Linked DNA regions of Homo sapiens: region 1 is linked to region 2. Evidence: chromatin contacts called from ENCODE Hi-C or POLR2A ChIA-PET data. All regions are on one chromosome and are shown on one strand. Each heading gives the region's core, a stretch centred on a gene start or an enhancer-like site at or near the end of the contact. The rest is flanking DNA. Distances are from core to core; before and after follow the strand shown.

The links. A loop is a pair of places that touch in the nucleus more often than their neighbours do. ChIA-PET counts read pairs that join two places held with the same protein, here RNA polymerase II (POLR2A). Pooled maps may share reads with other maps.
Region 1: a pooled map shows a loop between it and region 2 (5-fold over the local background). The contact joins two enhancer-like sites. A Hi-C loop is called at or near these places in 7 of 50 pooled maps. POLR2A ChIA-PET finds 5 or more read pairs at or near these places in 2 of 52 experiments (BJ and GM10248).

Annotation. Positions count from the first base shown.
Region 1 is chr1:32,978,601-32,982,919 of GRCh38, forward strand. It overlaps the pseudogene RPL18AP4. Among named protein-coding and RNA genes, the nearest start is that of RNF19B, 16 kb to the left of the region's middle. RefSeq lists enhancers at 1,845-2,461, 1,965-3,164. Within about 2 kb of position 2,736, at least 33 of the 41 ENCODE cell types and tissues checked have a DNase peak (open chromatin) inside an H3K27ac peak, as active enhancers do.
Region 2 is chr1:32,796,784-32,801,181 of GRCh38, forward strand. It overlaps YARS1 (tyrosyl-tRNA synthetase 1), which reads right to left. Exons shown (of 13, transcript NM_003680.4): 5 at 980-1,060. Among named protein-coding and RNA genes, the nearest start is that of YARS1, 18 kb to the right of the region's middle. RefSeq lists an enhancer at 2,505-2,634. Within about 2 kb of position 2,373, at least 7 of the 41 ENCODE cell types and tissues checked have a DNase peak (open chromatin) inside an H3K27ac peak, as active enhancers do.

The DNA.
Region 1 (4,319 bases), core at 1,486-3,985, 180 kb after region 2:
GCTCTCTTGCCCAGGCTGAAGTGCAGTGGCGCAATCTCGGCTCACTGCAACCTCCGCCTTCTGCGTTCAAGTGATTCTTCCACCTCAGCCTCCCTAGCAGCTGGGATTACAGGCACTCGCCATCATGTCCGGCTCATTTTTGTATTTTTGTAGAGACAGGGTTTCACCATGTTGCCAGCCTGGTGTTAAAATCCTGACCTCAGGTGATCTGCCTGCCTTGGCCTCCCAAAGTGCTGGAATTACAGGTGTGAGCCACCTCACCCGGCCCCCCACAGTGATTTATGAGGGAAGTACTATCATCATAACTCCCACTTGGCAGATGAAATTAAGGCCCAGAGAGGTGAAGTGACTTACCCAAGGCCACTGAGATAGCAAACAGTGGATTGGATCTGCTCTCCAGACAACTGCCCTACATGCCTGTAATTCCAGCACTTTGGGAGGCCTAACGGGGATGATTGCTTGAGGCCAGGAGTTCGAGACCAGCCTGGGCAACACAGCAAGATCCCATCTCCATAAAAAAGTAAAAAAAACCTAACTGGGCATGGTAACACGCACCTGTAGTCCTAGCTACTTGAGAGGCTTGGTGGAAGGATCACTTGAGCCCAGGAATTCAAGGTTGCAGTGAGCAGTGATTGTGCCACCATACTCCAGCCTGGGTGACAGAGTGAGACCCTGACTCAAAAACAAAACAAAAAACCACAATTGCCTCTAAAATACATCTCTCTAAACTAGCCCTCTTCTCTCTTCTGTCTTCTCTCTCTCTCTCATACACACACACACACACACACACACACACACACACACACACACACTCTGGGGGTGATGGGATTAATGCTGGTAGAACTGGTTTCTCCATCCTTCAGCATGCCTGGATGTAGTGGTCCTTGCCTCTGCCCCAAAGCCAAAATGACGGGAAACTTGCATTTAACATCTTGTTAAATATGCCTTAAAAAGAAATCCAGGAGAGTTAACCCAACTGTTAATAGTGATTATCTCTAGGTGATGAAGTTATATGTAATCTCTATTTTCTTATTTTTACTTATTTGCTTAAGTTTTTTTCTGCCATGAATTTATTAAGTTTTGTCATAAGTAAAAATAAATACATAAAATTATTCTCTATTTTAATAATTATCTGTGGTCCCACAGATGGAGGTATTTCTATTAAATACTCAGAAGGGAGCCGGGTGCAGTGGCTCACGCCTATAATCCCAGCACTTTTGAAGGCCAAGGTGGGTGGATCAGTTTAGGTCGGGAGTGGCCAAGATGGTGAAACCCCATCTCTACTAAAAATACAAAAATTAGCCTTTTCCTTTTGTGGGTGGTGGCAAAGGTGGACAGAAAGCCATGAAGGCCTTGGGCACACAACAAGAGTACAAGGTGGTGTGTCACTGCCTGCCCACCCCCAAATGCCACACACTGCCCCTCTACCACATGCAAATCTTTGCGCCTAATCATGTAGTCGCCAAGTTCCACTTCTGGTACTTCCTATCTCAATTAAAGAAGATGAAGAAGTCTTCAGGGGAGACTGTCAACTGTGGGCAGGTGTTTGAGAAGTACCCACTGTGGGTGAAGAACTTTGGCATCTGGCTGCGCTATGACTCCCGGAGCAGCACCCACAACATGTACAGGGAATACCGGGACCTAACCACCATGGGCGCTGTCACCCAGTGCTACCAAGACATGGGCACCCAGTACCGCGCCCGGGCCAACTTCATCCAGATCATGAAGGTGGAGGAGATTGCGGCCAGCAAGTGCTGGTGGCCAGTTGTCAAGCAATTCCACGACTCCAAGATCAAGTTCCTGCTGCCCCACTTGGTGCTGTGCCATCAGCAGAAGCCACGCTTCACCAGGAGACCCAACACCTTCTTCTAGGTACAGGGCCCTCGCCCGGCTGTGCCTCAAATAAACTCAGGAACACCCTGGTGGGGAAAAAAAAAAGTTAGCTGGGCATGGTGATAGGTGCCTGTAATCCCAGCTACTCGAGAGGCTGAGGCAGGAGGATCGCTTGAACCCAAGAGGCGGAGGTTGCAGTGAGCCGAGATCGCACCACTGCACTCCAGCTTGGGTGACAGAGTGAGACTCTGTCTCAAAAAATAAAAAAAAAGAAATACTCTCAGCAGGGGTTTGTCCTGGGCACTGGCATCACACAGAGAGGAAGTGAGAGCTCATCCAGGATTAAAAACAAGAATCACCATTTCTGAAGGATTCCTCTGAGCCCAGTTCCTTGTTCCTTCATAGCCATTGATATGCATATCTCATTTAATCCTCAAAATCAGTTTAGGAGAAAAATTATTTCACAGCTGAGGAAACCAAAGATCCTGAGACTTAGAGAGGTTACATTACTTGCCCAGGGACACACAGCTAGAAAGTGATGGAGGCAGGATTTGAATCCAGATCTAAGTGACTTCATAGTTTGTAAATTTTTAACCTCTGAACTTTGCCCTTCCAGTTGCAAGATGCTGATGCATTCCTGTATTTCCAGCTCTTCACACACAGGCACTCATCGATATTAGCACTGCCTAGAGAAGCCAGTGAGGTAAAGATCATTGTCCCATTTTCCAGGTGAGAAAATTAAGGCCAGAGAGGGGACTTGCTCAGTGTGGTCAGCTGAGAAGTAGTGGCATTCCTTCTAGAATCCAGGTCTCCTTTCTTGCCTCTGGCAGCCTTCCTCCTTCCTATACTTTCTGCCAACTGCTGAGGCTTCCGTCTCGAAACAAATGACTCAAGGTAAATCACTGGTTGGACTTCCCCTTTCTCAAAATACAGGAAGTCTGTGTTGTTTGCAGTCCCTGTGGGTGAACAGTTTCAGCTCAGTTACGAAGTAGGCTGGGCCACATAGAGGACTGGGTCCTGCTGGGGCAGGGTTCCAGGCTACTGGGGCTGGCACCGCTGCATTTTTCCTTCCTAAGAGTCATGTCAGTGTGTCTGTCAAGTCAGGCTTGACGTCTTACCCCAAAAAGCCTGCTGTACTATTATGAAATTTAGAAAAATGAGCCCAAGAGGGAGGGGCCCTGTCAATAATTAATAATAACAACTATTATTTCATGTTTATGGCACATTAACCTTCCTACCAGGCACTGTGCTAAGTGGCTGACACGTGAACCCATTTGAGCCCCGTAACAGCCCTAGTAATAAGGTTCTATAGCTTTGGAGCCAAATAACACTAGATACAAATCACAGAAATGCCACTTTCCAGCTGTGTGACATCAGGGACATTATTTACATTCATTCAGTAAATACTTTTGAGCACTTACTATGTGCCATATTTCAGTGAACAGAACAAAGATCCCTGCTCTCTTGTGATGTTTACATTCTACAAGGTAAAGCAAAGTGTAAACATAATAAATATAATAAATTATAAATACACATAAATAAACTGTGTTAGAAAGTGGTAAGGGGAAGATACAGTAGAGCAGGGAGGAGACAAGGAGTGCTGATGCAGCATCAGTGCAGGGAAGAGGCAGGATGAGTTGTTAAACAGTGGTGTCAAGGAAGGTCTTGCTGAGAAGGTGCTATGCATACAAAACTTTAAGGAGGTGAGGGAGTTAGCCATGTAGGTAACTGGGGAAACCCTTATTAAGCAGAAGGAACAGCCAAAGCAAACGCCCTAAGTGTGCTTGGTGGTTCCAAAGAGTAGCCAGGGCCGGGTGCAGTGGCTCACACCTGTAATCCCAGCACTTTGGGAGGCCAAGGTGGGCGGATCACAAGGTCAGGAGTTCAAGACCATCCTGGCCAACATGGTGAAACCCATCTCTACTAAAAATACAAAAATTAGCTGGGCATGGTAGCGCGCCCCTGTAGTCCCAGCTACTCGGGAGGCTGAGGCAGGAAAATCGCTTGAAACCGGGAGGCGGAGGTTGCAGTGAGCCGAGATCGCACCACTGCGCTCCACCCTAGTGATAGAGCAAGACTTTGTCTCAAAAACAACAACAACAACAAACAAACAACAACAACAACAACAACAACAAAAACAAAGAGCAGCCAGGAGGCCAGTATGGTTGAACAGTGAGCCAGGGAGAGAGTCCTCCCTACCCATAATGTTGCCCCAGTGATTCTTTCTTATACTTTGTTCTGTGTTTCCTTCCTTGCTCTTCTCATAATTTCCAAGTATTTAGTTTACTTGAGTGTTTGCTTATTTCTTGTTCTTTTCCTCCACTAGCCCTAAGTTCCTTAAAGTCAGAGAACATATTAGTTTTACTTGGTGTTGACCACAGAGCCTGGGACATAAAAAGCACTTAAAGTTGAATTAATGAATAAACCATCCATCCATCCATCCATCCATCCATCCATCCATCCATCTAGTCACAGTTATGATAGAA
Region 2 (4,398 bases), core at 1,123-3,622:
TGAAACCCCATCTCTACTTAAAAATATAAAAATTACCTAGGCATGGTGGCAGGCACCTGTAATCCCAGCTACTCGGCAGGCTGAGGCAGGAGAATCGCTTGAACCCGGGAGGTGGAGGTTGCAGTGAGCCGAGAGTGAGCCATTGCACTCCAGCCTGGGTGACAATAGCGAAACTCAGTCTCAAAAAAAAAAAAAAAAAAAAAAAAAAAAAAATATATATATATATATATATATATATATATATATATATATATATATATATATATAGTAAGCATTTCTGTATTCATTAACTATATCAAAAAACTAAGCCAGGCACAGTGGATCTCACCTATAATCCCAGCACTTTGGGAGGCCAAGGCAGGAAGACTGCTTGAGCCCAGGGGTTTGAGACCTGCCTGGGCAACACAGGGAGGCCTCATCCCTACAAGTAATTTTAAAACTACCCGGGTGTTGTGGCATGCACCTGTGGTCCCAGCTACTTGGGAGGCTGAGGTGGGAGAACTGCTTGAGCCCAGGCTGTCGAGGCTGTGATGAGCCATGACCGCATTACTGCACTCTGGCCTGGGCGACAGAGTGAGAACTTGTCTCAAAAAAAAGACAAGAAAAAGAAAAAGATGCTGGGAAATGCGAACCAAATGCTCTGTGAAAGGACAGTAGTTCCAACTGGTAATGCCTCTCCTTGGAAACTGGGCTATTAGGAAAGGAGTAAATCCAACAGGTGCGGGAGCAGCTTCCTGGTTGTCACCAGGCACATGGGCTCTGGAGTTTGAAAGATCTGGGTACTAATAATTCCTGCTCAGTTACTAACTGTGTGATATTGGACAACTTCTTATCTTCTATCCTCAGTGTTCTCATCTGCAAAACAAGGAGAATATTTACCATACACTATGACTAGTGGGACTGACACATCATAGTTCAATAAACACAGCTGCATACCTCTGAGGTGCAAGTGAAAAAAGACAGGAAAGCAGACACTCACCTTCTCTGCAAAGGTGAAAATCTTTCTCTGATCAATGCCTCCAAATTGGGCATCTACTTTTAAATACTCTTCATCCAAAGCCTGTGGAAAGAAACACATGAACATAAACATCTACTTTATTTTTTTGAGACAGAGTCTCGCTCTGTCGCCCAGGCTGGAGTGCTGTGGCGTGATCTCGGCTCACTGCCACCTCTGCCTCTCAGGTTCAAGTGAGTCTCCTGCCTCAGCCTCCCGAGTAGTTGGGATTACAGACATGCACCACCACGCCCGGCTAATTTTTTGTATTTTTAGTAGAGACAACGTTTTGCCATGTTGCCCAGGCTGGCCTTAAAATCCTGAGCTCACCTTGGCCACCCACCTTGGCCTCCCAAAGTGCTGGGATTACAGGCGAGAGCCACCATGCCCAGCCTAAACATCTACTTTATTTCTTCTATATGGGTCTGAGAAATCAGAAACTTTAGGAAATTACTAGATTTTTCAGAAGGTAAAGCCAAGAAGAAAATAAACAGCAGTCAGCTTCCCTCTTGGCCTCAAAAGCTGCAAAGACAGTTGCTGAGTGTTTGCGGTGAACATTACTCTATGTGGATGTCATGGGATAAAAAAATAAGAGTAGTCTCTGCCCTCAGGATATGCAGAATCCTGCAGGGAGGGAGAGAAGAAGAAAACAAACCATAGTCATGCCAAAGGTATTCTACTGAATAAGGTGGCCTGTGACAAATGAAATATAAGTAGCATAAAGAAGTCCTGTGAGAATTCGGGAAAAAGGTAAGACTGAACTAGAAAACAGTGACTGTCTGGGTGCGATGGCTCACGCCTGTAATCCCAGCACTTTGGGAGGCTGAGGTGGAAAGATCACTTGAGCCCGGGTGTCTCTCCAAAAATAAAAAACAAACAAACAAACAAAAAGAAATTAGCCAAGTGTGATGGTGCGCATCTATAGTCCCAGCTACTCAGGAGGCTGAGGTAGGAGGATCACCTAAGCCCAGAGAGGTCGTGGCTGCGGTGAGCCATGATCGTGCCACTGCACCCGAGCCTGGGAGACAGAGTGAAGCCCTGTCTCAAAAAATAAAATTAAATTAAAATAAATAAATAAAACAGTGACTGTCACTTATGACATGCCAGGCCTGCTGCCAGCTCCGTGGATGGTGAGATAAATCAGACCCAGACTCTCCCTTCAAGAAGCCCAATTATCCAGCTGGGGAGAGACATGTAAACAGATCATTTCAACTCAGCGTGCTAAGGGTTAACCCAGATGTTCATATAAGGAACAGTGTTGACATAAAAGAAGAAATTATCTCTATTTAGTAAGATGGGTGTGGAGAAGTCTTCCTAGAATCAGATTGTGGGCTAAGCTTGGTTTTGAACAACATATAGATGTTTTTCACCATGCAGAGGAAATAGAATGTGAGAAGGCACAGAGGTGTGAAGTGTTTAGGGAAATTTTGAGTGATTCAGTCTGCAAAAGTACGAACTTCAAGGGAGGTGGGAAGTAGTGACTGATGAGGTTAGAAAAGTAGGTAAAGACCATGAAATGTCATGCTAGGGTGCCTAGTGTTATCTTGGCCAATGAAAGGTTTTAAGGAGAGGAGAAATATGACCAGCACTGTAGGAAGATCTCAACAGTAACAGGGCAGGGCAGAGACTGGAGACTCATGGGTTGGAGACAAAGTGAATGCCTCAAAGGCTATTGTGAAAGTCTAAGTGAGAAATATCGATGGACAAAAGACAATGAGGACGCAGAGCAAGAATGAATTTAAGACATTTTAAAAAAGTAGAATCGATAAGATTTAGTGCATAATTGGCTGAAGGGAAGAGGAAGAGAAGGCTGAACAAGCAGGAACAGTCTAGAACAGCATTATCCAACAGAATCTTCTGTGGTGATGAATATATTATATGTCTGTGCTGTCCAATATAGTAGCTAACCAAGAACTTGATATATAGCCAATGTGACTAGAGAACAAAAATTTCCATTTTATTTAATAGCCACATATGACTAGGACTAGAGGCTACCACATTAGACAGTACAGACCTAGTTTTTTCTTTCTTTCTTTTTTTTTAGAGATGGAGTCTCACACACACAGAATAAAACAGAGATGGAGTCTTGCTACGTTGCCTAGGCTGGTCTTGAACTCCTGGCCTCAAGCGATCCTCCTGCCTTGGACTTGGGATTATAGGCATAAACCATGGCGCCCAGCCAACAGTGCAGAACTAGCATGTCTCCGGGTTTTCTTTTTTTAAGATAGGGTCTCACTCTGTCACCCAGGCTGGAGGGCAGTGGCATGATCTCGGCTCACTGCAACCTCCACCTCCTGCGTTCAAGCGATTCTCCCACCTCAGCCTCACAAGTAGCTGGGACTACAGGGGCATGCCACCACACCTGGCTAATTTTTGTATTATTTGGCAGAGATGGGGTTTCACCATGTTGGTCAGGCTGGTCTTGAACTCCCAACCTCAAGTGATCTGCCTGTCTTGGTCTCCCAAAGTGTTGGGATTACAGGTGCCAGCCACTGCGCCCAGCTCCAGGTTTAACCTTGGAAAATATCTCTTTGAGGTGACAAGGGAAAATTTTATTTTCTCATATCAAGCATTATAAAGGGCTAGACGTGTTGGCTTACGCCTGCAATTTCAGCACTTTGGGAGACTAAGGCAGGAGGATCACTTGAGGCCAGGAGTTCAAGACCAGCCTAGACAACATAGTGAGACCCTGTCTCTACAAAAAATTTAATTAAAAAAAATTATACAGATATACAAAGAAAAAGTGAAGTCTATCCATATTTTCATCCTGCCTTCACAAGGTAAACAGTATCAACAGCTTGGTTTGTACTTTTCTTTTTTTTTTTGGAGATGGAGTCTTGCACTGTCTGTCACCCAGGCTGGAGTGCAGTGGTGCGAGCTCCGCCTCCTAGGTTCATGCCATTCTCCTGCCTCAGCCTCCTGTGTAGCTGGGTCTACAGGCGCCCGTCACCACACCTGGCTAATTTTTTGTATTTTTAGTAGAGATGGGGTTTCACCATGTTAGCCAGGATGGTCTCGATTTCCTGACCTCGTGATCTGCCCGTTTTGGCCTCCCAAAGTGCTGGGATTACAGGCGTAAGCCACTGCACCCGCCTGGTTTGTATTTTTCTACCCTTCTCCTTGCTCGTACAAATATATGTGCACACAAAGGAAACAGAAGGATGTTTCTGTTAAAACATGTATTTGTTTTAACAGAAAATAGGATCATGCTCAAATTTATTTTCACATATCGCTCTGAAGTTTATTTCCTTTATTAAGATTATGATAAAAAGGATTATGATTAATATAAAGATGTATGAGATGAACAATGTCTTAAAGGACAGACAGGTAGAGAAGGAATTATAATGGAAGAAGTAAAAGAGCTTCCCAGGAAGCGGGGAAGGAAGACGAGAGACACACAGGAA